Regions from separate parts of the Mus musculus genome. Here regions 2, 3, 4 and 5 are each linked to region 1. A link is a loop called in an ENCODE intact Hi-C map of the cell type or tissue named here. Cell type or tissue: heart. All regions are shown on one strand.

Region 1 (5,000 bases):
TCTACTTCTCTCACGAGCATATGCACTCATTTCTCCTGGGTAAACAGGAATGCAACCGTAGTTCAGAGAGTTGAGCCTAGACTCAAATATATGCTTTCTTTCTTTCTTTTTTTTTTTAAAAAGAATTATTTACTTTATGTGTATGAGTACCAGTCTTCAGACACAGCAGAAGAGGGCATTAGACCCATTACAGATGGTTGTGAGCGACCATGGGATGCTGAGAATTGAACTCAGGACCTTTGGAAGAACATTCAGTGCTCTTAACCCAAGAGCTGTCTTTCCACCCCTCAAATACATGTTTTTCTTTTTGTTTTTCTTTTTTTGAGACAGGGTTTCTCTGTATAGCCCTGACTGTCCTGGAACTCACTTTGTAGACCAGGCTGGCTTCAAACTCAGAAATCCACCTGCCTCTGCCTCCCAAGTGCTGGGATTAAAGGCGTGTGCCACCACGCCAGGCTAAATATATGTTTTCTTGAATAGATAAACTCACTCTCTCTCTCTGGCAATTTATGATGATATTTGGGTGCTCCATAGCACTGTCAGAACTTAATATTTAATATATTTATGTTATTTTATAATATGTAAATATTTATATTGTTAATATTTTCATATTTTATATTTTAGTTGTTCTTTCTGGAATGCAGAGGCATTTTGCTGATTGTTTTTAGATTTTTAAATTTTATTTTATGTGTATGAATGTTTGTTGGTTTGTGCTTCTGACACTTCCAAGTTCACCCCCACTGACACTCTTCCATCAATAATGTCACAACTAGCCAGGCGGTGGTGGCACACGCCTTTAGTCCCAGCACTTGGGAGGCAGAGGCATACATCCTAATCTTTTCTTAAAAAATAATTAATTTTTATTTCATACGCATAGGCAGTTTTGCATGCACTCCTGTCTGTGTGAGGGTATCAGATTGGGAGTTACAGATAGTTGTGAGCTGCCATGTAGGTGCTGGCAATTAAACCCTGGTCCTCTGAAAAAGCAGCCAGTGCTCTTAAACATCGAGCCATCTCTTTAGCCCTCAATGGGGGCCGTTTTCATTCAAACTCCCACAACATGTTTGCCCACGAGTGAAGATGCTCTGGCTGGAAAGGCTGTATACTCTGACAGGTGCTTACACTTCTCAGTTGTTCCCCTCCAGGATCCTTTTCCTACCTCTTTCAGTTTGCGTGCTGATATACATACATACATACATACATACATACATACATACATACATACAATTCACTTTCTCTTGCTGGTGTTGGGATGAGCCCAGGACCTTGCACGTGTTAAGTATTCTACCCTCCCCAGCCTTACAACATTTCTGATTTTTTTTTCATACGTGTGCGCAGTGAATTTTGGTCTTATTCATCCTCAGGACCCTCTCATGTCCCCTCTCGTCCCTGGTTCTCCTCCTCTTCCCAACCAGCTCCCCTTCTGCTTTCAGGACTTCCTCCTGTTTTTGTTTACTCAGTCAGTTTAATTTTGTTTACATGAACGTGGGCGGGGGCATGGGTACCTTACTAGTGGTTTCACTACATGTCTCCCTCCCTCCAGGAACCCTTAACTGCCTAGAACTCCTCAGAGAGGCCGAAGGCTTCATGAGCCCCGCCCACCGACCTGTGATGGGCAGTGACCAGACCCAATCTGGTGCAAGTTTTTATTCACCGGGGTTCTTTCCAGCTTCTGAGAGTGCACCAGCGCATTGACCCTGTCGTATTGACGAGACTGTGTCCCATGATAGTGATGGGTACCTTCGACTGCCATCTCTGGTACACTTCCTTAGTGTCTTTTGCCTTATGATCACAGAAAGGAAGTTTGATCAACTTTTGGTTTGATTTTGTGACAGGGTACCGAACTTAGCCTCCTGAGTGTTAGGGTTGTGTACCCCAACACTTCTGCTCTTACAAAATGTTTCTTGTTTCATGCTACTCCTACCATATGATTTATGTCTGCTTATTTTGGAATACTTTTTCATTCAAAATATTATTTTCATTGTGAAGATATGATCACGATATTCAAGGTAAGAAAGAGTAAACAAGGAAAAAAGCCTTTATTTCTCTCCTGCGATTGAGGCTTCAGGGTTATGTCACCTTGCCTGTCCCACACACGTATTCAAGAGCTCGTGTCAAAAGCTAGTTCCAGCTCGGACCTTAAGTTGGAGGCAGGAGGCGCGGCCTCCAGCAGCGCGCCCACAGCGCCCTCTTGAGGCTCTGGAAGGTATCATAGAACAGAAGGATGCAGGAGGGGACCGAGGTTCTAAGGAAGGGATATTGGGGAAGGGGCGTTGGAGCAGGCGAGCTGCAGATCTCTTGAGGCTCCGAGGTCACCCGAATGCTGTGTCCACAGGACTCCGGGTCCTGGGCGTCGTCAACAGCGGCTGGGTTGACGGGACCCACGCGGATCCAGCTCACATGGCGCAAGACTCTCAACGCCTCCTCCCTCCCCTCTGCGTTCGCGCGACGAGTTCCGCATCTTTATCACCGCTCCCCCTGGGCTATGTGTGGCGGCCTAGACCTCCGGGTGTCCCCAGATGGAGCAGGTGCTTGGATGCCGCGCCGGGTTGGGGCAGGATGTTCGGATGAGCCCTATGACTTTGGCGGCCTCAGTTTCCCCAGGATGACTGCCCTCGTGCGTGGTCAGCCAAGAGGAGCGGGTCAGAGTATCCACCACGCACCGTGAGCGCCCAGAGGAGTGCATCCGCCCAAGTCCCACCTCCTAAGACTCCAGACTGTCCCTACCTCTCAGCACGTCTCCGCTCTGATCTTGATTTTCCTGGAGGTCGACCCAGGTTAAACCCCACAAGCCTTGTAGCCCCGAGCCTGTCGGGTGCGGGCTTGGCCGAGGCTTTCTCGACTGTAGCGGGCACTGTGCTGGGAGGACATGCGCAGTCGGCCAGCCAGAAGCCGGAGGCAGCCTTCTCCTGGGTGACTGGCCCCTGGGTCATCTCGCTTCAGCCTGCTTTGGTTCTAGGAGTTGGAAATGCTTAGCTTGAAGTCAATGTCCCCAGTGTAAGTGTCTGCGAGACGGCTCGCCGGGTGTAGGCGCTTGCCACCAAGCCTGACCACCTGAGTTTTCTGTGGAAGGAGAGAAGCAACACGGAAGTTATGCTCTGATCTTCACATGCGCTGTGGTGCGCACGCGCACACATCCCCCTCGTCCTGTATTTTTTTTTTTTAATTTTAAAATAAATTTAAATCTCCAATATACCGAAAACCACATGTATAAAACGTACCGAATAACAAACCACCCCACACCTCACACCTTTCTGCTTCTTAAAGGTTCCATCCTTGTCCAGGGTGTGGCTGCCTAGCCACCACTCACCCTGACTATGGTAGAGATGTTCGTTGAGGTTAGTGTTTATATTGACTTATTTGTTGGTGTTTGTTGGAGGTAGGATGGCTAACGATGTGATTGCCTTCCTGTCTGCCAGTAAACTTCAGACAGCAATACTTTTCCCCCAGAGCAAAGGCAGGGCACATGCCTGTTTCTGGGCACGTATCCATCTTCAAGAAAGTCAGTTGCTACCCTGTTGTCCTTCAAAGACATCGAGTCCTGGGATGGAGAGATGGTGTCTTGGTTAGGGTTTTACTGCTGTGAACAGACACTATGACCAAATAAAAACAACATTTAACTGGGGCTGGCTTACAGGTTCAGAGGTTCAGTCCATTATCAACAAGGCGGGAGCATGGCAGAATCCGGGCGGGCATTATACAGGACACACCTACTTCAACAAGGCCACACCTCCTAATAGTGCCATTTCCTGATCCAAGCCTATACAAACCATCACAGATGGCTTGTGGTTAAGAGCGCCCGCTGCTCTTGTAGAGGACCTGGATTTAGTCTCCAGCACTGACATGGTGGCTCATAACCATGCATAACTCCAGTTCCAAGGGATTCCTTTTCTGACTTCTGCAGGGATTAAAGGCATGTGCCACCACTGCCCGGCTGATTAGAAAGCTTAAAAAGAAAGAAAAAAAAAGAATCAGAGAACTTTCACTGTTTAGGCTCTGGAGGGAGGGGAGACTTTGGGATCAAAATTTAAGTTATAAAACAGCTGAGATGAGTATACATTTTGCTAAGACGGGCTTCCTGAAGCAGCTCACAGATGCAAAACTCATGTACTGCTGTCACTAGAGTGGACAGAGTCCCACTGACAATGCTCCATGCAAGGGACAGTGCAGACTCTCACAAAGCTGTGGCATCTTCCTGGCTTATATGGAGGGATAAGATTACTCCTCTCTAGCCTCAAAATCTCCTAAAACCAACAACACACAGAGTCTGCTTTTGACTAAATGAGGAAGGCGGTAAAGCTGTGATCTGCATTAAATAAATAAATAAATAAATAAATAAATAAATCTTTTAAAAAATAACTACTTCCACCTGGAAGCGTAGGTAGACTCCTTACTAGAGGTTGTTCTTCAGAATAGAAGCAGTTTGGACCTCTTCTTCATGAAACAATGACATTAGGAGAAACTTCATTGTTTCTATGACAACCAGTCACGGATCATTAAAAAATAATTAGCCAAAAATAAGCTTAAAAGGGGAGGGGTGGTGGTGTAAATGTCTGATAACTGGTGCCAATCTTGTTCTGGTCCCCTTGGCTACTCTACTCTACTTATAGACATTACTGGGCTATTTATTAATTTTTTTGTTCCTGGTCTCACTACAGGGTGCTGCTTGCTCAATTGCCTACTTAACTATGTAAAACAAAAATAAATTTTGTTAAATTATTAGTGCTGAGGAGATGATAAACCCCCTGCCCCAAGATGAGCTTATGACTCATGCTTATTAAGCCAGTGGGGAATGTAACAGGCCTGAGACTGTAGCACAACTGACGCTGGGTTAGAGGCATCATTCTGACTTTAGGTCACAAAACATAGGCCCCAGCACCAATGAAAGGGGAATTGTAGTCTCCCCTCCCCCAGCCTGAAACCTGCTTGCTCAGGGGTGGAGCTTCCTGCTCATTCGTTCTGCCACGCCCACTGCTGGAACCCGCGGAGCCACACACGTG
Region 2 (5,000 bases), 89 kb before region 1:
ATAAGCCAAGAAGGCCTTTTTAAAGCTACTTTTGTGATAATGAAATTCTAATTTATTACTTGTGTGCATGGAGTGTTTGGAAAAAAAGGGCAACTTTGTATAGTTGTTTCTTTCCATGTTTTTGTGGGTTCTAGAGATAAATGCAGGTTGCTAGGCTTGCGTTGCAAGCACCCCAACTGAGCCATCTCATTAGCACCCTAAAAGAGCCAAGTGCTTGATGGGCATTGTAGTGCTTGCTTTTAATTCCAGCTCTTAGGGGGCAGAGGCAGGTGGATCTACTAGAGTTAGACACCATGTGTGTACTGGGAACTGAACCTGGGTCCTTTGGAAGAGAAGCCAGTGCTCTTAACTGCTATATTATTTCTACAGTCCCCTTGTAAAAGAGCTTAAAACTTTAAAGAGTTGGAGGCCAGCCTGGTCTGCAAAATGAGTCCTGGACAGCTAGGGCTGTTAACAATGAGAAGCCGGGTCTTAAACAGCCCCACCCCACTCCCTTCCCCCAAAAAGTGTGTGTGTGATTACCACTTGTTTTTTTTTTTTCCTCCCTGCATTTATGATTAGTAGAGGATATTGATAAGTTTGTTTAGTGTGTGTGTGTGTATGTATATATATATGTATATATATATATATATATATACATACATATATGTATATATGTATGTATATATATGTATGTTGCCTGCATACCAGTTTGTGTGCTGTGCATGCCTGGTGCCTTCAGAAGCTAGGAGCTACTAGAGTTAGACACCATGTGTGTACTGGGAACTGAACCCAGGTCCTTTGGAAGAGAAGCCAGTGCTCTTAACTGCTGAATTATTTCTACAGTCCTCTTGTAAAAGAGCTTAAAACTTTAAAAGAGCTCAATCATATTTAAATTTTAATTAAAACAACATCTTAGAAATTTAGTATATTTTGGGAACAGTCTTTTATACCTTATATTTATTGGATAGTGTTTTTATAATACTGTAAATTGGTTGGCTACCTAGGGGGAATTTGTTACAGTCTTAATGTAAGATAGATCAAATAATATAATGGAGTGTGACTTGCATAGCCTTGTTAAAAAAAAAAACGCTGAGCTTTTTTTTCTACTTTTCTCACCTTTGGGTGAGAGTGAGCTAGCTTTTGTTGTCATTCCCTTGATCCTCTGGGCTAGTACTCATTTGGTTGTTGCCTTGTTCATATTTCTCCTAAAGCATTGTTCTTAAGTTAAGCTTAGATTTTCATAGGAAAACAAGTCAAAAGAAGCCTAAAATTGTTTCCAAATGAGCTTCTAAAATTTATCATATAAGCCCGGTCTGGTTTTGCATGCCTTTAATCCCAGCACTCAGGAGGCAGAGGCAGGTGGATTTCTGAGTTCGAGGCCAGCCTGGTCTACAAAGTGAGTTCCAGGATATTCAGGGCTATACAGAGAAACCCTGTCTCGACCCCCTCCCCCCAAAAAAAGTTATCATACAGATAAAATTTCTGAGCTCAACTGAATTTTTACTCAACTCTCCTCACTTTGTAAAGTTTGCAGAGATTATGTGACTTTCTAAGATCAGCTAGTAGCAAAATTGGAATGAATTTTTAAAAATTACTTTTAGGTTTATTATTTTATACGAGTTCTGCGTGCATTTATGTATATATACCATATGCATGCTTGCTGACCACCAAGGCTAGAAGAGGGCATCTAATTCCCCTGGAACTGGAGTTATAGACAGTTGGGAACTACAATGTGGGTTCTGGGAACTGGACCAGGTCCTCTGCAAGAGCAACCAGTGCACTTAACCACTGAATGAGATTTATTGATTGCCAAGATGTTGAGCCTACTATTTGAATTGTGTAGTATTTAAATTGCTGGTTCTTACTGATTCCAGATAGTTGTTTTACATAGGAGGTAGGTGGCCTGTAGAAGAAGAGTGTAGGTGGCTAGTTGTTAAATTGTCCTGGAGGACCAAGGGATTATGGGGAATAATACTGCAGAATGAGTTTGTTTATTCATTTTCCCCTTTTCATTGACTTTCTGAAGATGGAACCTCTGGCAACTCCTATAGGGTAGGAAGCAAACTTGAAGTGTCTTTAATTTTAATTTTTGTAATGCTGTTAGCCTATTCTAAATGCGTACAAATCAGTTATTTTTATAAGCCATGTATAAGTTCATGTATTTATAAGTTGGTTCTGTAATAGAGAATGCTTTTGGGCTTTTTAGATTTTCTTTTCTTTTTTTTTTTTTTTTTTTCATTTTTTGAGACAGGGTTTCTCTGTATAGCCCTGGCTGTCCTGGAACTCACTTTATAGACCAGGCTGGCCTTGAACTCAGAAATCCACCTGCCTCTGCCTCCCAAGTGCTGGGATTAAAAGCGTGCGCTACCATGCCCGGCTAGATTTTCTTTTCGTTGCCTTTTCATCTAAACTTTTGGTTTTTTTTTGGTTTTTTTGAGACAGGGTTTCTCTGTGTAGCCCTGGCTGTCCTGGAACTCATTCTGTAGACCAGGTTGCCCTCGAACTCAGAAATCTGCCTCCCTCTGCCTCCAAGTGCTGGGATTAAAGGCGTTCGCCACCACTCCCAGTTTGGGATTTCTTGATTTTTGCATTTTTGTCATGTTGTCAGTGTCCTTAATTTTACTCTGAAAACTATTAAAAATTTTATCAACAACTTGTTCAAAGTATGTAGATGCACTTGTTCAACGTGTGCAGGTTTAAGTTGCATTGTAACTTTTCAGTGAGATATTTGTTCAATTACTGGTTTCTGCAGAGGAATTATTTCACACCAATGAGAAAAGCTTATCCAAGCTTAAGAGTTTTATCATTTTTTTCTAATAGTACATATTAAGTACATGTTTTCTTCTGTAAAGAATTATGTCATTTTTTTAAGATTTATTTATTTATCATATGTAAGTACACTGTTGCTGTCTTCAGACACACCAGAAGAGGGCGTCAGATCTCATTATAGATGGTTGTGAGCCACCATGTGGTTGCTGGGATTTGAATTCAGGACCTTTGGAGGAGCAGTCAGTGCTCTTACCCGCTGAGCCATCTCACCAGCCCCTTATGTCATTTTTTTGATTCCATCTCTGGGAACCACATAGTAGGAGAGAATGGACTCCTGCAGGTTGTCTTTGGACCTCTGTACATTCAATGTGTACAATGACTTGTGTGTCCCCACATGTGTGCTTACTCACATAGAAATAAATGAGTAAGTGTAATAATAAGTTTTAAAAACATCAGCAGTTGCCATTTTGTAAGTAGATGCTTAATAGATAAGGAAAAGAGTAGAAAGTACTACAAACTATGTCTAAGAACTCTAGGGAAAGGTTGAGTTATTAAAGTACTCAAAACAAGACCCCAAATTTTCCACTTTCTGAAAAATAGTGAAAGAACCTTGGGTATTCAGTAGTTGATATATGGCAGGACTTGTTGTCTCTCCTTGTGAATGTTGTGGGTTGTTCTGATGCTACTTGTATTCTGATGTTAATTCTACGTCCTCAGAAGAGGTTGCCCAGGAGCTGTGTGATCTCTCCTGAACCTTATTCCCATTTTAACTGGTCAATAAAAGCTAGAGCCTGTGATTGGGCAGTGGCAGGGAAGGAGGAGGACTGAAGAAGAGATGAGGAAGCCAAGATGGACCAGAACCACGTGGCCAGGAGAAAGCACAGGTAGCAAAGGGTCTTATAGCTGGGGAATAAGTTAGTATAGTGTTAGATCTGCCCAATCTAGGCTTATAGCTTATAATTGTAATAATTGGATTGTGGTGGTTTTTTTTTTTTTTTTTTCGAGACAGGGTTTCTCTGTGTCACCCTGGCTTTCCTGGAACTCACTCTGTAGACCAGGTTGGCCTCGAACTCAGAAATCCGCCTGCCTCTGCCTCCCAGGTGCTGGGATTCGGTTGGTTTTTTAAACTAGTCAATTCTTAGACAGGTGTGGCATTAAAATGACTGAACAGGAGCTAGAGTTCATCTTTTTGAGGTATCAGTATATTATGAATCATTTTACTTGACCTTTTATATTTTATTATGATTTTTAAAAGACACAGTCTCACTATATAGCCCTAGTTGTTCTGGTAATCACTGCGTAGACTAGGATTTGGCCTCTGCCTTCTGAATGTTGGGGTTAAAGGAAGCACATCCATGCCTGGCTTAAGATTTATCTTTAATTATGTTTATGTGTCTGTCTGTCTGTGTTGTTATGTGCACATGAGTGCAGGTGCCAGAGGCATTGGATCCTTTGGAGCTTGAGTTATAGGCAGTTGAGCTATCTGACACAGATACTGGGAACTGAACTCAAGTCCTCTGGGAGAGTAATAGTCACCTTTCCAGACTCCCCCCACTTTTTTTTTTTAAACATAAATATGTTTGTGTGTGCACATGAGCATTAGAATATGGAAGTTAGAGTACATTATTTTGGAGTCAGTTCCGTCTTTCAACCATGTATTCCAGCAAATGTATTCACTGTCAGGCTTGTATGACAAGCACTTCAACAAGCTAACTCGTCTTACCCACTGGAGTGAGGGGTTGTTTTGCTGAGACAGGCTTTGTATATCCTAGACTGGACTTGTGGACACTGTGAACAAGGATGGCCTTGGGCTTCTGATCTCCAGCCCCCACTTTTTGTAAATGTGAAGATTCAAGGCGCTCTCCACCATACCTGGGTTTTTTTTGGTGTTGGTTATTGAACCAGAGCCTTTTGTATGCTAGCAGGCACTATACTACCAATTCCTGCTAGTATTCAAGTTTGGAATCCGGGACTGTGCATTAAAACGTTATTTATTATTTATACTGGGTGGTGTGCACCTTTAATCTCAGCACTTGGGAGGCAGAGGCAGGTGGATTTTTGAGTTCAAGGCCAGGCTGGTCTGAATGAGCTCCAGGACAGCCCGGGCTATACAACGAAACCCTGTCTAGAAAAAGCCTATGTACCCTATGTGGGCAGTGTCTGTAGAGAGCAGAATAGGGTGTTGGATCCCCTGGGACTGGAGTTCTAGTCGATTGTGGGTGCTGGGGCTTCTGGAAGAGTAACCAGTA
Region 3 (5,000 bases), 100 kb before region 1:
GCATTTAAGGCAGCAAGCAACCACATGGAGTTATTCCTGGGCACAACCACAAGTCATTCAATTTTGGAAGCAGAGAGAAGGGATTTATCAAATGTATGACTTAAAAGTATCATTCTGAAAGCCAGGCATGGTGGCACACACCTATAATCCCAGCATTCGGGAGGCAGAGGCAGGCGGATTTCTGAGTTCGAGGCCAGCCTGGTCTACAGAGTGAGTTCCAGGACAGCCAGGGCTACACAGAGAAACCCTGTCTTGAAAAAAAAAAAAAGTATCATTCTGGGGGATAAGGGAAGGTAAATTCACTTAAAAAAAACATACACACACAAAAGAAAAAGGCTATATTTTGTCAGGCTGGTGCCACACACCTGTAATCGCAGTACCCAGCAGCAGAATCAGAAGGACTAGTGAAATTCTGAGGCCAGCCAGTGGAGGCTTAGATTTTCCAAAACCTACTTTATTTATGGTTCTTGATGCTTCAACCTCCCTTCTAGCCTACTGAGCAGAGGTAGGGGGAAAGATTAGTTGGAAAAGGGGGTTGTGGACCTGTTTAGTAGTTACTGGGGGGGGGGGGAATTCCACTCTTTGTTGTCAGGATACCAGCAGTCCAGTCCAATAGCAAACACTAAGGATGATCCAACAGAAACAGCAAGGCTCCTCAATATTAACATGAGTCAGCAGAAGTGTCCAGAATCAGCCGGAACACCATGAAAATCTTTGGTGCATTTCTCCCTACCAAGTGAGCACATGAAGCAAAGAAGCAAAGTGTTGCATGTTAGCCATGTGAGACCCATGTGTCCTCTCACTGTGGGGTTCTATTTATATTTTTTTTGTACATCATGAGTCCTGACAAAATGTCTGTTTTCAGCAAAACATCACAAGCCCTCTCACAATACAGCTTCCATAAAGACATCCCATGACATAACTGAGTTTTTAAAGAAACCAGAAATTTCCACTTTAAGCCAGGGCTATATAGCAGGACCCTGTTGGGGTTTAAAAAAAAAAAAAAAAAAAAAAGCTTTACTTTTAATTCCATTAAATTTCTTTCACTATTCTTTTCAGGTCAGTGAGTGATCTGATTGGCAGTCATATCATGAGAAGACGGAAAGATTATATATTCACAGATTTACTTTATTTTTAACATATAATGACAGAGTTACAGAGCACAGTGTGATAATTTAATACATGCATGAAATGTGTAATGATCAAAGGCAATTAACATTTCCAACTCTCCCCAAATAGTTAACATTCACTTGCATTGGGAAATTTCAATTTTTCCCTCTCTCTCTCTCTTTTTTTTTTTTTGGTTTTTCCTGGAACTCACTTTGTAGACCAGGCTGGCCTCGAACTCAGAAATCCACCTGCCTCTGCCTCCCGAGTGCTGGGATTAAAAGCGTGTGTCACCACACCCGGCTCATTTTTTTTTTAATGTAAAAAAAAAAAAATCACTGTCAACAATGGGCACATACTGTTCTTCACAGCACAAGGCTCATTTTATCTAACTGAAAGCATCAATTTACCATCCAATCTTCTCGAACCCTTGTGTCTGATGACCACTACTCCAGGAAATCAATAGCATTTCTTTCTTTCTTTCTTTCTTTTTTTTTTAATTTTTGTTTTTTTTGAGACAGGGTTTCTCTGTGTAGCCCTGGCTGTCCTGGAACTCACTTTGTAGACCAGGCTGGCCTCGAACTCAGAAATCTGCCTGCCTCTGCCTCCCAAGAATGGCATTTCAAAAAGGGTTTATGTTTATTGTTTTTAATTGTGTGCACACATGCTCACAGAGATCAAAGTCCTTGGATCCCCTGGAGCTGGAGTTACAAGTGGTTGTGGGCCACCCAATATGGGTGCTGGGAACGGAACTTGACAAGAACAATCTGTATCCTTGCTACTGAGCCAAGCCTCACTCTATGAGCTCATCTTCCTAGGCTTCCTCATGAAGGACATGAGACATTTGTCTTTCTGTGCCTCACTTGCTGCACTCATGATGTCCCCAGTTATAATGTTTTAGACTTAGAAACATTAAGCACATAGTATAGAGTTCCCACAACCTCCTAACCTCTCCTAACCCCACTCCAAATGTTGTTCTTAAAACACCAGTGTGGTATGCTGGCTTTAATGAAGCAATATTAACTACGTCAATAGTTACTCTGGGTCGAATAATCCTATGTTTTGGCACACAGACCCGTTATAGCACTTTAGAAAATGTCATCTTCCTCAATCTCCCATGTGATATGGCCTCCTCCTGCCTCTGCTCTCACACTCCCAGCCTTTAAATTCTCTTGTTTGTCCTTTCCATATGTCACACAGCTAGAATCAAAATATTTGGCCTTTCAGATTGGATTCTTGCACTTATCTGGTTGCATTTAAGGTTCTTTCTTTTGTTTTTTTTTTTTTTTTTGGAGGGGGGTTTCGAGACAGGGTTTCTCTGTATAGCCTTGGCTGTCCTGGAACTCAGAAACCCACCTGCCTCTGCCTCCCAAGTGTTGGGGTCAAAGGCGTGCGGCACCACTGCCTGGCACATTTAAGGCTCTACTATTTCCTTTATAGCTTTCCAATGTACCCACAGCTTTTCTATATAGCACAGGCTGACCACAGATTTATGACACCCCCCCCCCCCAAAGCTAAATGAATGAATGTGAAATTAACTTTAATAGCATTTCTCCCACTGCATCAAAATGTTAGCATTTAGACATTTAATCAGTGAGCAAATTTAAACAATTATGTATCTTTTTGTAGCAAGTTCTTGAAATCCAGCATCATCATTTTTAGTACACCTCAGGTTAGACGAAACATGTCCAACACTGGACAATGGGGGGGGGTGCAGTTTTGAGTTAGGTGCTAAGGACCTGGCATAGATCAAAATGGACAGGACTCTGTACTCGTATAGTGACAGTCTAGTGTGGGAGACGGAGAAGAAACAAGCAAATACTTTTGGAGAGCTTTATTAGGAAGAGAATACAAAAATATTGCCAAGAGATTGGAAGGCTGTTTTAGACTGCCCGAGGAACCCAGAAAACCCTGTGTATGCAGTGGCTTCAAATTAAATATGAGGAAAATCACTGCTGGGTCACACTTGTGCTAGATAACAAGCTGCTCCAACCTTCAGCTTAGTACAGTCAATATTGCTCATGAGAAGACTGCCCGCTCTTAGTCCCAGGTGGGCTCATCCATGTGCCAGGACAGCTGCCAGTCAGGTAGGTGGCTCTGTAGGTCAGCGTTGGGGCCTGCCGTGTGTGGACTGGAATAGCATGACTGCAGCTCTTTTTCATGTGGCTTCGCTTCTCATCACCTAACAAGCAAGCCTCAACCTGTCCTCTGGGCAGTAGCAGCAGATCCAAGAGACAGCAACAAAGCTTCAGGCTTAAGCCTCAAATGTACAATGTATCGCCTCTGCCTTTTCCTTTTGACTAAGGGAACTTATAGTCACACTGCAAAAAGTGTGACTACAGAAATGGTCAACGAATTCAGGCAATATTCATTACTGACTGCTTCAGCTATATCAGAAACTTTCAACTCCACTAGCTGTGAAAATCCTAAACCAGGGCTGGGCATGTCAGTTCAGTGGTGGTGTGCTTGCCTGGCATACCTAAAGTCCAGAGCTGGATCTCTGGTACCTAATATGTAAGAAAATTCTAAACGTCTATGTGCCCAGTAAGAAAACCTCAGAATACAAAAGTAAAAACAGAACAGCATGGTTTTAAAAACTTTAAGCCAAAAATTTCAATGTATCTTTTGCAACTATTAACTGGCCAAGCAGGCTAAAGATTAGTCAAGCTTTAGAAGCTGACAGAATCTAAAGTAATTCAATGCTAATGCGTGGCTAGCAAATATTTACAGCCTATTTTCTGTGTGTCTGGCACTATGTCTGTATGCCCGTTCCTTCACATGGCTTATGTTGTGATGGCAGAAAACATACTAAATGAATATGTCAGAAAACCACAGTGACAACTCTGGAGAAAAACAACAGGAAATACAGAACGCTGAGTGGAAGGTGAGGAAGAGCTGGGAGAGTTGGAGCAGCAGTCATATATGGTAAGCTGCAGTGGTTACAGTAAGCACAAAGGCCTGAAGCAAGAGCTGGCTTAACAGTACACAGAAGGTAGGCATGGCAAAGGGGGAAGGATGCTAGGTACTCGGGCCAAGCATGCAGGACCTTTGGGCCATGATAAGGATTTGGGACGTTTAGTTTTAGTAATGGGGAAGTATCTAGACTTTCTGATAAGGTATTGGGCACCTTTACTGGGGAGGACCCCAGGAAAAAGGCTGTTTGCTGAGACAAAAGTCAGGAATCAAGACCTCTCTGAGGTTGCTGAGTATCCAGTTTTGTTAGACAACAGTTCAAGCAATTTCCATTGCTGTGTCATTTAACTACCTAGACTGTAGTTTATTCCCCCAGGGATGTTACTACCTCCAGAGAACATATTCCAATTATCTTGGAAAACAAGGTAATTAGAATTATGATAAGTATTCACCATCTCAGTTCTCACAATGAAAAACCACAAGGACAAAAGTAACTCCAGATAGCTCAGCCCTCCTTGGCACTGGGGTGGGGGCTGACAGCGGATGGAGCCACTAAGTTATCTGAAACTACTGTTAGTGTCCAGTCGCTTTCCTTTCAAGGTACAACCCTACTGGAAAGGAGGGATTTAGTCCACAGCTATTTAATGAGTACCTACTATGTGTAGGCATTCTTCTATAGGGATAGAGCAGAAAACAAGATTTGATATGAGGGCAGATTCCTGTCCTTCCCAGAGCAGACAGGTATGCAAGATAAATATGTGAAACACCCTAGAAAAAAGTAAAGCTGGCAGTGGATATTTGGGATTGGAGGGACTATGGTAGTTTTAAATAGGCTACTTAGGGTCGGGGCCACAAGCTCATTGGAGGAGGAGCACTGCTTAGCATCTGTTGGACCTTGAGTGAGTCCCCCTAGCCCCTTTCAGATTCATTGGACATCTAATGGAAATGAATGGAAAGGCCTGGTATGAGACAAGCCACAT
Region 4 (5,000 bases), 150 kb before region 1:
GGTGTTGGCCTCCATCAGCTAGCGCCTGGGAAAGAGGGGGAGGGGAGGTACTGAAACAGTGTTGCAAAGCGGTGGGAACGTGAACCTCCTGTTTGCTCCTGTTTCGGTGGGGGCAGGAACTTGTTTACCTCCGGCAGTGCAGGCACTTCCGCATCGCCCCGAGGACAGTCCCACACGGACTAGTAGTTTGGTAGGGCAGCCAGCATCTTCACCTGCTGAGTCACCTCACTAGCCCTCCTCTCCAAGGACTTCTGCTATCAGCTCCGCCTTCTATACAAAGTGAAGGATACTGAGTCTGGAATAGGGAACAGGAGAAGCAATGCTTTGTGACTCGTGAATGGAACTAGGCTTCACAAGCTAGTCATCACTCAGGGACCAAAGCAGAGACAGACTCTGAGAAGACAGGAGGGGAGATCTGCCTAGTGCTGTTCTGTGGGTGGTTAATTATTCTGAGACTACCTGGGAGGTCCCTTAGTTTTTTTTTTTTTAATATGTATGAACACCTTGATTGATGATTGAGGTGGGAGGGTCCAGCCAATTATATAAGAAAATTGAGCAAGCCACAAAAAAACAAGCCAGTGAGCATTTCTCTGCGACACCCTGCATTCCTCAGCTAAGTCAACACAGGAGTGCAGAAACAAAGAATTCCTTTGAGGATTTGGGGCGTAGGGAAGTATTTACCTGGTGTACTGAGGCTCCCTTCCCTGGCCACACAGGTCCCACCCAGCCTTGGGTTGCCCTTGGGAACATCATGTGCCAACTTTACACGCAGGGGGCCCATCTGCTTCAGGGTCTGAGTGGTGGATCCTGGAGAGTTCCACCCACAGGAACATCCTACCTACAGAGGCTCCTCAGTCCACCCAGAGAGGACCACCACGGCTCTGAAAAGTGAAGTGTGGATAGGCTGGCTACCCAGGCTGCAGAGATGGGAAAGGCCGCACCTCTGTTTTCACAGAGGTGAAGCCTCCCTACCCACCACCCACATGTTGGTTGAACTCTGACACCCCCCCCCCCCATACCATGACACACGTGCAGGGCGGGCACACACACACACACACACACACACACACGGGATAAAATAAGAATGAAATATGGGGAGGATCAAGTGACAGGTAAGAAAGGGACATAAGAACACAAAGAGAAGCAGTCTCTCGGAGGGACAGTGTGCTAATGGCTGTGCCTACTGTCCACAAGCCCAACTTCAGAAGCAAACTTGCAGATTCAAGGAGAGGGGTCTACCAGCTTCTAGTAAAAAGGCTTCAAAAAACCTGTTCACAGATAATAACTGTGCTTTTCTGTGCCGCTGACTCCTGTTGGGCTCTGTCTAGGTGTTTTCAGTGTCCCTCCCTGGTCCAAGTTGGAGTTTGCCTCCATAGTCACAAGTAAGGGTCTACCACAGGAGTGGAGACTCCTGAGTTCCTTCAAAAGTAGATTCCATGCCTGCTATCTGAAGAGGTCTTCCCAACATCTCAAATGTTCCATTTCCAGGAGACCTTTCTTCTCTGTTGTATCTACCGCCTCAGTTGCAGGCATGCATGACCACACCTGGTTTTATGCAGTGCTAGGGCTCAGCCCCAGGATTTTGTGAATACTAGGCAAAGGCTTTGAGTTACATTCCCCATCCCAGAGACTGAGTTTGGCTGACTAGAAACAGGAAAATGGAGGCCTTGCCAGGGGGAAGACGCTAGGGACCCTTTCAAGGGCCGCTCATTATACCTCCAAAGTCCAAAGGCACAGAACACATCTCTCTGCCACTTGTGTTCTTGTTGGCCTTGGCTGAGGAGGGTGTGTATGGGGGGGCAGCTCTCCAGGTGAACCCTGCTTTTTGGAAAGGGACTGCATAAGTAGCCTCAGTACACCCAGCCTGCCACTGGGTGGCACTGCCGCATCTCAGGACAGGGGGCGCTAAAGGGATTCGTTAGGTAGAGGGCTCCACTCCTCTCTCTAGTGCTGTGCCAGCTGCTTCCAAGCTATAGTTACAGACGGCTTCTGTATGTGACAAACATAATCAAAGAAAAAGAGGCTATCAATTTAGCGCAGGGCGGCTGGGTGAGAAAGGGAGGGGGATGTGATGTAATTCTATTTCAATTGAAACGTTTTAAAAACAAAAAAGTTTAAAAATAAAGTAAATATTTTGAAACAAAAAAAAAAAACTGTAAAAACACAAAGAAATAGTTCCTGCCCTCCAGGAGCCCACAGTGGAACAAATGCTTAGATAACAAATTACTTGCTCCAATAATAGACATAATTACTTGCTTCGGCAGAAGAGCAAGGAATAACAGGCTCCATCGGAAGGACCCAGGGGAGGAGGCCAGCAGCTGATTCAGCAGTAGCCCATTCTAGGACAGGACATCTCTGGTGGTACCTCCTGCCCAGAGCACTTGGAGCCGGGGTGTGCTTCTGGGAAGGTTTTCAGTTTTCAGATTTCCTAGGAGTGGGGACTCTGGTAGCTGAGGGCTGGTGGCGTCTGTCAGCTGGCCCAGGTGTATAAAGTGGGCCACTCTGTGTAGGTGCTCTGTCACATCCCGGTGAGGTGCTGTTTGCTGGTTTTACAGCACTTAACCTAAGCTCCTGGTGTTAGGACAACTAGAACATTCTGAATAACATTAGTTGTTCCAATTAGCCCCTCTTGCCACCGGGAAAGGCAGACAAGGGGACCCCTATCCTTTTGCTGTGCCTTTCTGGGGTTAGACCTCATGTCCCAAGTTTCCAGCTTGTATTTGACCTTGTCTCAGGAGCTCTCAAGGCTCAATGACTATGTCTGTGAAAAGGGTCCTTCCTGGTGGGCTGGAGGAGGTGGGGATAGTGTGGGATGAGGGGTTCTCCTCTGCTAACTTCAGCCAGGAAGGAAGGAGCCATGGCAAGCCAGAAGTCAGTCATTCTCCACAGTGTCTGTAAAATGGGAGGGCTCAGGTTTGCAGTAGAGACAGTTAATACCCAGTAGATACATCGTTACTAAATACTTACAGGTAAGACAAAGTCGATTAGTTTCCATAGTGGCATATGCATCTATCTAATGTATCTATCTATGGCTAACATCCTGGCGCCTGACTTAGGACTGTTGCAAGTTTGAGGCCACCCTGGTCTGCACAGCAGTACTGGGCCAGTCGGAACCATATAACTGGATTCTATCTCTAAATCAATCAATCAATAATTTTGTAAAATCCGTGTTTTTTTACATACTCTCTTTAGAACTTAACTCGAATGGGGTTGCAGTTCATATTCAAATGTTTTAACTAAATTCATTTTGGCAAATCAAAACCCAAAGTGGAGATGGACTGGCTAAGCTTTTGGGTTTTGTTGGTTTGTTGAAGACTGGGTCTCAGACATCTATGCTGAACCTGTAGCGATTTTCCTCCAAGGCTGAGGTTTGAGACTGGCTTCTCCAAGCAGCTTAGCATGGTAGGTGAGGGCTGTCGGAGGGTGGGTGGGTGAGGTGGAAGGGGGTAGGGGTGGGGTTGGACACTACTGTTTCCCTATGTCCAGCCTCCAAGTTACCTTTGCTCACCCCAGTTAGGGAGCACAGGTCACTCTTCATTTAGTGTATTCCATGGCCACACAATTGCCGTGGTACAGGGAAGCTTTTGTTTCCTTATTTCAAGGTGAAACCGCAGGAAACACGATGACAAGGGGAGAGGGAAGGTGGAATTTACAGGAGACAAAGCGCTTTCCCCTCTAGCCTGGCTTTGGGCTCTGTTCGATTCTAAACAATTAGTTTTGAAGAAGAAAATGTCTATTTAGTCAAGCCTGGTGGCACGTGCTTGCAGTCTCTGCACCTGGGAGGCAGAGGCAGCTGATTTCCACGGGGCCCAGCCTGCACAGAGAATTCCAGGGCAGCCAAGGCTACTGGATAGGGAGACCTTGTCTTTGAAACAATGAAGGGGAGGGATTAAAGAGGGATGTCGCAATCAGATCAAGGCACGCCCTTGACACAAGCCTTTGGGTACAGCCCTGTGCAGGCAGGTTATATGTAATTAGCCTCCAAGTTAATACGGAGCTATTGGCTCAAACCAGATGGTGTACTTCTGCGTTCTGCGCTGATACCTGAATGTGGAGCAAGGAGATTGGCGTGTGTGTGTGTGTGTGTGTGTGTGTGTGTGTGTGTGTGTGTGTGTGTGAGAGAGAGAGAGAGAGAGAGAGAGAGAGAGAGACTGCAGTCAAGTCAGGAAGTTCTCCTACAGCAGCTCTGTCTACCGTGGAACAGTTGAGCCAAGCCTCAGTTTCTAAGCTTCAAACAAGCTTTCCTTTTAACTTTTATGCTAATAAGTCACTTTCTTTCCCGGTGGGAACAGCACTGCTATAAGATCTCCCAGGAGGAAAAGTAATTGATATTTTTAATGACAAAAAAAATGAGTTTAACTGCTATTTCCAATAAGATGGATATAAAACATGATTGAAAAGCTGCTGAAATGGATTGGTGGATTAAAACATTTGTTATACAAACTGGTGATCTGGGTCTGATTCCCAGAATCACAGTAGTAGTGGTAATAGTAGTAGTAGTAGTAGTAGTAGTAGTAGTAATGAATAATGTGGCTCCTGCATGTGATCCCAGTACTCGAACAGGCAGGGACAGGAGACCTGACCAGCTATGTCACAGACAGTGCAGCTACAGAAATAAGAGACGCTGCTTCAAAAATAAGGCAGTGGTAAAGAACTGAGTCTCAAAATGTCTGACCTCGCATATATATCAAAAGATGGCCTAGTCGGCCATCACTGGAAAGAGAGGCCCATTGGACTTGCAAACTTTATATGCCCCAGTACAGGGGAATACCAGGGCCAAAAAGGGGGAGTGGGTGGGCAGGGGAGTGGGGGTGGGTGGATATGGGGGACTTTTGGTATAGCATTGGAAATGTAAATGAGTTAAATACCTAATAAAAAATGGAAAAAAAAATGTCTGACCTCCATAAATGTGCAGTGGCACACAAACACACACACCTACATACACACACACACACACACACATACACACACACATTGATTGCAGATAACATACCAAGTAT
Region 5 (5,000 bases), 350 kb before region 1:
AGGCTTTAGGTACATCAGATGAGACTCACTAAACAAACCAGGCAAGACAAATCTCAAATTTGTGGAATATGAGCTGTAGTTTAGTCATGCCTGTAGGTGGACAGATGGACATATGCTCTACCTGCCTCCCATTTAATTTCAGTCACTCTATGTGTTGATACAATCACCTTAAGTTTATGTTTCATCCAAAGAGCCAATGCCACTTGATGCTCACATGGCTTGTTTACTTAGAACATTTAAATAGTATGATATTGGTATAATAAGTTTGAACCAGATCTGTTTTTTGAGATAACAAGGCCTATATTTATTTTATAATAAAATACACATCATTTTATTTAATAACGTTCAGTGTAAATATGGGTAGTGACTGGGTACTTCTGCCTCTTGTCTTCACAATTAGGGACCAGAAATTGTAAAACCAAATTTCAAAAGATTTAGATATCTAAAATACATTTACTGTTAGTTGAAAAGTCAGCTGACATTCTCATAAAGATATGAGACAATATCTTAGTGAAGTTTTAAAATGCATGAATTCTGAAATTCATACATAGTTCTACTTTAAAACACTTCCCACCAAGGATCAGATGTGAGACAGAGTGTATGGGCTGTCTTGTATAGAACTGAGTGTGTAGGTAAAACATGGCTAGAATGACAGCTGTGCAGGTTCTGAAAATAAAAGCATGTTACACAAGAATCAACTTTCCTTTTTAGGAGGTACCGAGAACAAAGACTCCAGAATTTGATCATAGGTATGCACATTGTGATCAGATGCAGTACGGAAGAGGCGTTTCTTTCAAAGTATGGTTCAAGACAGAGAGCTCCAATTCTGGATAGGTGGCTTTTTATAACAAAAATAATTACCAAAAGGAGAACAAAATGGTGACTGGGGGAAAACAGTCCAAGTCTATGGACACTTTACATGGAGTTTGGCCTTCACAACTATTATGCTAAAAATAAAGTCAGTGGAGAAGTTACTACAGTTACAAGGTGGATGGCTTTTATGAAATTGGCGATTGTCAACTAGATATTGCATATTTAAACCACTGGCCACAAATACCTTCCTGTGCAACCTTTACATTCTTGTCTTCTAAGCCCTAGGGCAGCAGAGAATTCTGGTATGCATATCAAAGGTATGGTGCACCATCATAAACCAGGCAGTATCCCAAAGAGATCATAATCTATAGGCTGTTTACAAAGACAGAACACAGACAGATGTTTTCTCTGGTAGAAGGCAAATATGCCTTTTTCCATCTCTGCTGAGCTCATTAATTTTCTTAAGGCTTTCACAGAAAGCACCACTTTATGGACAGGATAGTGAGTACCCAGAGGTTGACCAGAGACTTCTTATCAGGATTGGAGTCTTGATGCAGTTCATAAAAACCAAAAAAGCATCAAAACCAAAACAAAACAAAAAAAGCAAAACAAAAAAACCCCACATTTAAAACAAAGCTGTCCATATATAAAGAATGACATGTTTGAAGTTCCAAGTTCCAATCTTGTATTCTGTAGAGTACGGTAAGGTTTACTGTTAGCAGCCTGTGAAGATGTAGAGGAAGGAGTCTGGAAACCAAGTCAACATCCTATTCCATGCTAATCCCACCCATTCCTTGGGTGAAGAAGTTCTTGCAGTCTAAATTCTCCCTCAAAATTGTTTAATTGTCAAATCTTTACATCCTGGGATTCAACCATTTTTGCAAGTGTCTTCTTGATTCTCAAAGCTGTGAGTCTGGAGGCTGGATTATGGGCCCAACATTCTGACATTAGCTTCAAAACTGCTCGAAGACACTAAAGAGAAATAAATGCAAACAGAGTGTGGTGAGCACAGAGTAACTCGGCACTCACTCATCACTTTACAGGGACTTGGCTCCAACTTACTTCATCGCTGTTCCAGCGGTTAGACACGATTGGCCGCAAGCGTTTCACACACACAACCTCACGCATGTCCTCATAGGATGGGTCACTGGGCACCATGTTGTAATATGGTAATTGATATTCCTCCACGATTCCTGCAGGGAGTGAGAAAACACAGTGAGCAAATCCATGGTAGTAGGACTACTCTCAGTTGACATACAGCATTTCTCACTGAATTGTGGAACTAAGAATGGTTCCTATATAAAGAAGAAACACAATCTGAATAATAGTAAATATGTTTCTCTATTATTTATGACCCATTACTTTCCCTACCTCTGACAGAATGAAAGTCTATCGCAATGACAGTGTTTCTTTTGAGGGTAGAACACTCTGAGGCAAGAGGACTGTGAACTGAAGCCAGCCTGGGCTACAAGAAACGAAACACTTAAAAACAAAGGAAATGAGTAGAAATAAGATTATTTTTAATTAAAAAAAACTTTTAGTGCAAATTTACTTCTTTGTTCCTACTAGAGAATATCTATGGCTCTCTGCTGGGAGAGAGACTGGGCAAGCTCACAAAGCAGGGACCTGGGAGTCCCCGAGCACTGTCTCTGGCTGGCGGTCGGTGCAAACCCCGCTGCTCTGCTGAACCTACTTCCTTGAGAGGATGGGGCTCTAGCCCATGCCACAGCACAAACGCAAACGTGCGTGCTCAGCAGACCGAGTCTCGGTCACAGCCGACTGAGGGAGGAACGAAGCATGACCTCTGAATACACTGGAGAAGGCTGTTGGACACCTGTCTTGGATTTTCTGAGCTTTGCTCTTGACACTTTTCCCCTTAGACAACCATTCTGATGAAACCAGAGGATCTGAGAGTGGTCCTGAGAAACCCTGACCCAGGTGACACAAATTAGGTAATTATTTTTTAAATGACAAGTAAATACAATCAGAAACACTTTTCAAATTCCTACCTCCTGTAATACAACGACGAGCCATTTCCCAAATGATCAAACCAAAGCTATAGATGTCAGCCATGATGTAGGGCTGGAAATGGTTTTTATTCAGGCTTTCATCCAGCACTTCTGGAGCCATGTACCGCTTGGTGCCCACCCTGGTATTCAAGGGTATGTCAACTTCATTTGTATCACTAAGACAGGGGGAAGACAACAGTCAGGTTGAGGACCAAACAATATTTCATCTCTGTACATTCTTATGAAGTTAAACACCTTTATAGTTTTTATATGCTGCGTACACTAATATCCCAAGCAGGATCTGGGACAACTGTTCTGAGCCTTGGTACCATGTCTGCAACAAATCACTAACTTTTTCACACTAAACTGGATTAACACAAATACCTTTCATAAATTCAGCTGAGGCTCTGTCACCAAAGAAGCTCTGTTTTCATCAAAAGATAACAACACTGGCCTAGGGTGTGGCTCAGCTGGCACAGTGGTTTTTTGTACATATACAGGAGGCCCAGAGTTCCATTCTCAGCACCACATAAATCCAGCATGGTGATCCATGCCTGGCATCCTAACACTAAGCACTGATGATGTAGGGACAGGATGATCAGAATTTCAAGGTCAATCTTGGCTGAATAGTTGGTTCTAGTCCAGCCTGGGCTACATATGATCCTATCTTTAAAAAAGATGACAATATTTTATATAAGAAAAGTACAATTGCAGACAATTATATCTGAGAAAGGAGTATAAAAATAAAAGAAAAATAATTTATTTTTACCATTCTTATACAATCATCTTAACATTAAAGATGCAGAATTAAGCCGGGCAGTAGTGGAACACGTCTTTAATCCCAGCACTTGGGAGGCAGAGGCAGGCGGATTTCTGAGTTCGAGGCCAACCTGGTCTACAAAATGAGTTCCAGGACAGCCAGGGCAATACAGAGAAACCCTGTCTCGAAAAACCAAAACAACAACAACAACAACAACAACAACAACAAAACCCAAAAAAACAAAAAAACAAAAAAAGATGCAGAATTAAAATTTATTTCTCAAAAAAAAAACCAAAAAAACCAAAAAACCCAAAAAACAAAAAAGATGTAGAATTAAAATTGATTTCTCAAAAAAAATTTATTTCTCATGGATCCAATTTAATTTACTTATATTATAAACAAAGTAATATCTATAAAATAGTCAATCAGTAATAAATGACTTTTTAAGTTTTCTCTTTCTTGCTTGCTTGCTTTCTTTCTTTCTTTTTCTTTTTTTGTTTGTTTTTTTGAGACAGGGTTTCTCTGTGTAGCCCTGGCTGTCCTGGAACTCACTTTGTAGACCAGGCTGGCCTCGAACTCAGAAATCTGCCTGCCCCTGCCTCCCAAGAGCTGGGATTAAAGGCGTGCACCACCACACTTGGCTGACTTTTTAGTTTTCTGAGGTTTGCACTGATTTTTAGACTTGAAGACATGAATGTTTTGTTACTGACTGGGAGGGTCTGGAAACCACTTTCCAGTGGAACCGATACAAGGTATTGTATTTTGTTATAAAACATCTCTGATGGTTATTTTTCCATTGTCATTTTGACTAGATTTGGAAGCAACTAAAAAAAAAAAAAAAAAAAAAAACAGAGCTGGGGATAAGGGTAGGAGTGCGCTGTCTCTGAGGGCATTTCAGAGAAGTTTACTAGAGAAGGACAGACCACCCTGAATGATTCCTAAATAAAAATGGAAAAAGGAGAAGCCAAAGGAACCCCCACTTGACATTCAACTCTTTCTGCCTTTTTACTATGGTGCAATGTGACCTCACTCCCCACACTGTTTTCCCTTTCATGATGGACTACACCCAGAAACAAGCAGAACAAGTCCATTCCTTCCTTAAAAGCTGTGACATCTGTCACAGCAACAGAACATATGTATGAAGTTGGTTAAGGGCAGGCTCACTGGATAAGAACACCTGTTACACAAATCCGAGGGCCTGAGTTTAATCCCTAGCAATCAAGCTGAGTATGTCCATGTGTCAATCAGTAACCCCAGAGCTATGGAGGATAAGAGAGACGAGGTTCGTTGGGGCTTCCAGCCACCAGGCTAGTTCCTAGTATAATGAGAGACGCTTTCTCAAGGGAATAACAGAATGATAAAAATAGGATATTGGAGGTCCTCCTCCAGCTTCTGCATGCGTGTCAGTCTACAGCATA

The links. Hi-C counts contacts between places; a loop is a spot of excess contacts. Peaks named below come from ENCODE experiments on the same cell type or tissue, not always from the same donor. Only the 100,000 strongest peaks of a DNase experiment are listed, where the experiment ranks them.
Region 2: it touches region 1 in a loop (2.1-fold over the local background); 12 of 42 quality-filtered maps call a loop at or near these places.
Region 3: a loop joins it to region 1, with 2.2 times the contacts of the local background. A loop is called at or near these places in 11 of 42 quality-filtered maps.
Region 4: it touches region 1 in a loop (6-fold over the local background); 42 of 42 quality-filtered maps call a loop at or near these places.
Region 5: a loop joins it to region 1, with 3.0 times the contacts of the local background. A loop is called at or near these places in 2 of 42 quality-filtered maps.

Annotation. Positions count from the first base shown.
Region 1 is chr14:34,766,953-34,771,952 of GRCm38, forward strand. It overlaps A930038B10Rik (a long non-coding RNA gene), which reads left to right. Exons shown (of 5, transcript XR_001781218.2): 4 at 1,544-1,758; 5 at 2,336-3,149. Among named protein-coding and RNA genes, the nearest start is that of Gm52101, 4.4 kb to the left of the region's middle. In heart, a CTCF peak has its summit at 2,192 (motif pointing left); DNase peaks (open chromatin) are centred at 1,619 and 2,199; H3K4me3 peaks cover 2,053 bases; H3K27ac peaks cover 1,048 bases; H3K27me3 peaks cover 924 bases.
Region 2 is chr14:34,677,493-34,682,492 of GRCm38, forward strand. All of the region lies in intron 2 of Wapl (WAPL cohesin release factor), which reads left to right. Among named protein-coding and RNA genes, the nearest start is that of 5830448L01Rik, 5.3 kb to the left of the region's middle. In heart, CTCF peaks have their summits at 2,916 (motif pointing right) and 3,117; no DNase peak of the experiment used is centred here.
Region 3 is chr14:34,665,105-34,670,104 of GRCm38, forward strand. No RefSeq gene overlaps it. Among named protein-coding and RNA genes, the nearest start is that of Wapl, 6.3 kb to the right of the region's middle. In heart, no CTCF peak of the experiment used is centred here; no DNase peak of the experiment used is centred here.
Region 4 is chr14:34,615,124-34,620,123 of GRCm38, forward strand. Gm52113 (a long non-coding RNA gene) reads right to left here. Exons shown (of 3, transcript XR_003951117.1): 1 at 4,994-5,000; 2 at 129-295; 3 at 1-25. Among named protein-coding and RNA genes, the nearest start is that of Gm52113, 2.7 kb to the right of the region's middle. In heart, a CTCF peak has its summit at 1,879 (motif pointing right); a DNase peak (open chromatin) is centred at 1,878; H3K4me3 peaks cover 402 bases; H3K27ac peaks cover 354 bases; H3K27me3 peaks cover 2,426 bases.
Region 5 is chr14:34,412,885-34,417,884 of GRCm38, forward strand. It overlaps Bmpr1a (bone morphogenetic protein receptor, type 1A), which reads right to left. Exons shown (of 13, transcript NM_009758.4): 11 at 2,823-2,998; 12 at 1,876-2,006; 13 at 1-1,785. The coding sequence ends at 1,660. Among named protein-coding and RNA genes, the nearest start is that of Mmrn2, 40 kb to the left of the region's middle. In heart, no CTCF peak of the experiment used is centred here; no DNase peak of the experiment used is centred here.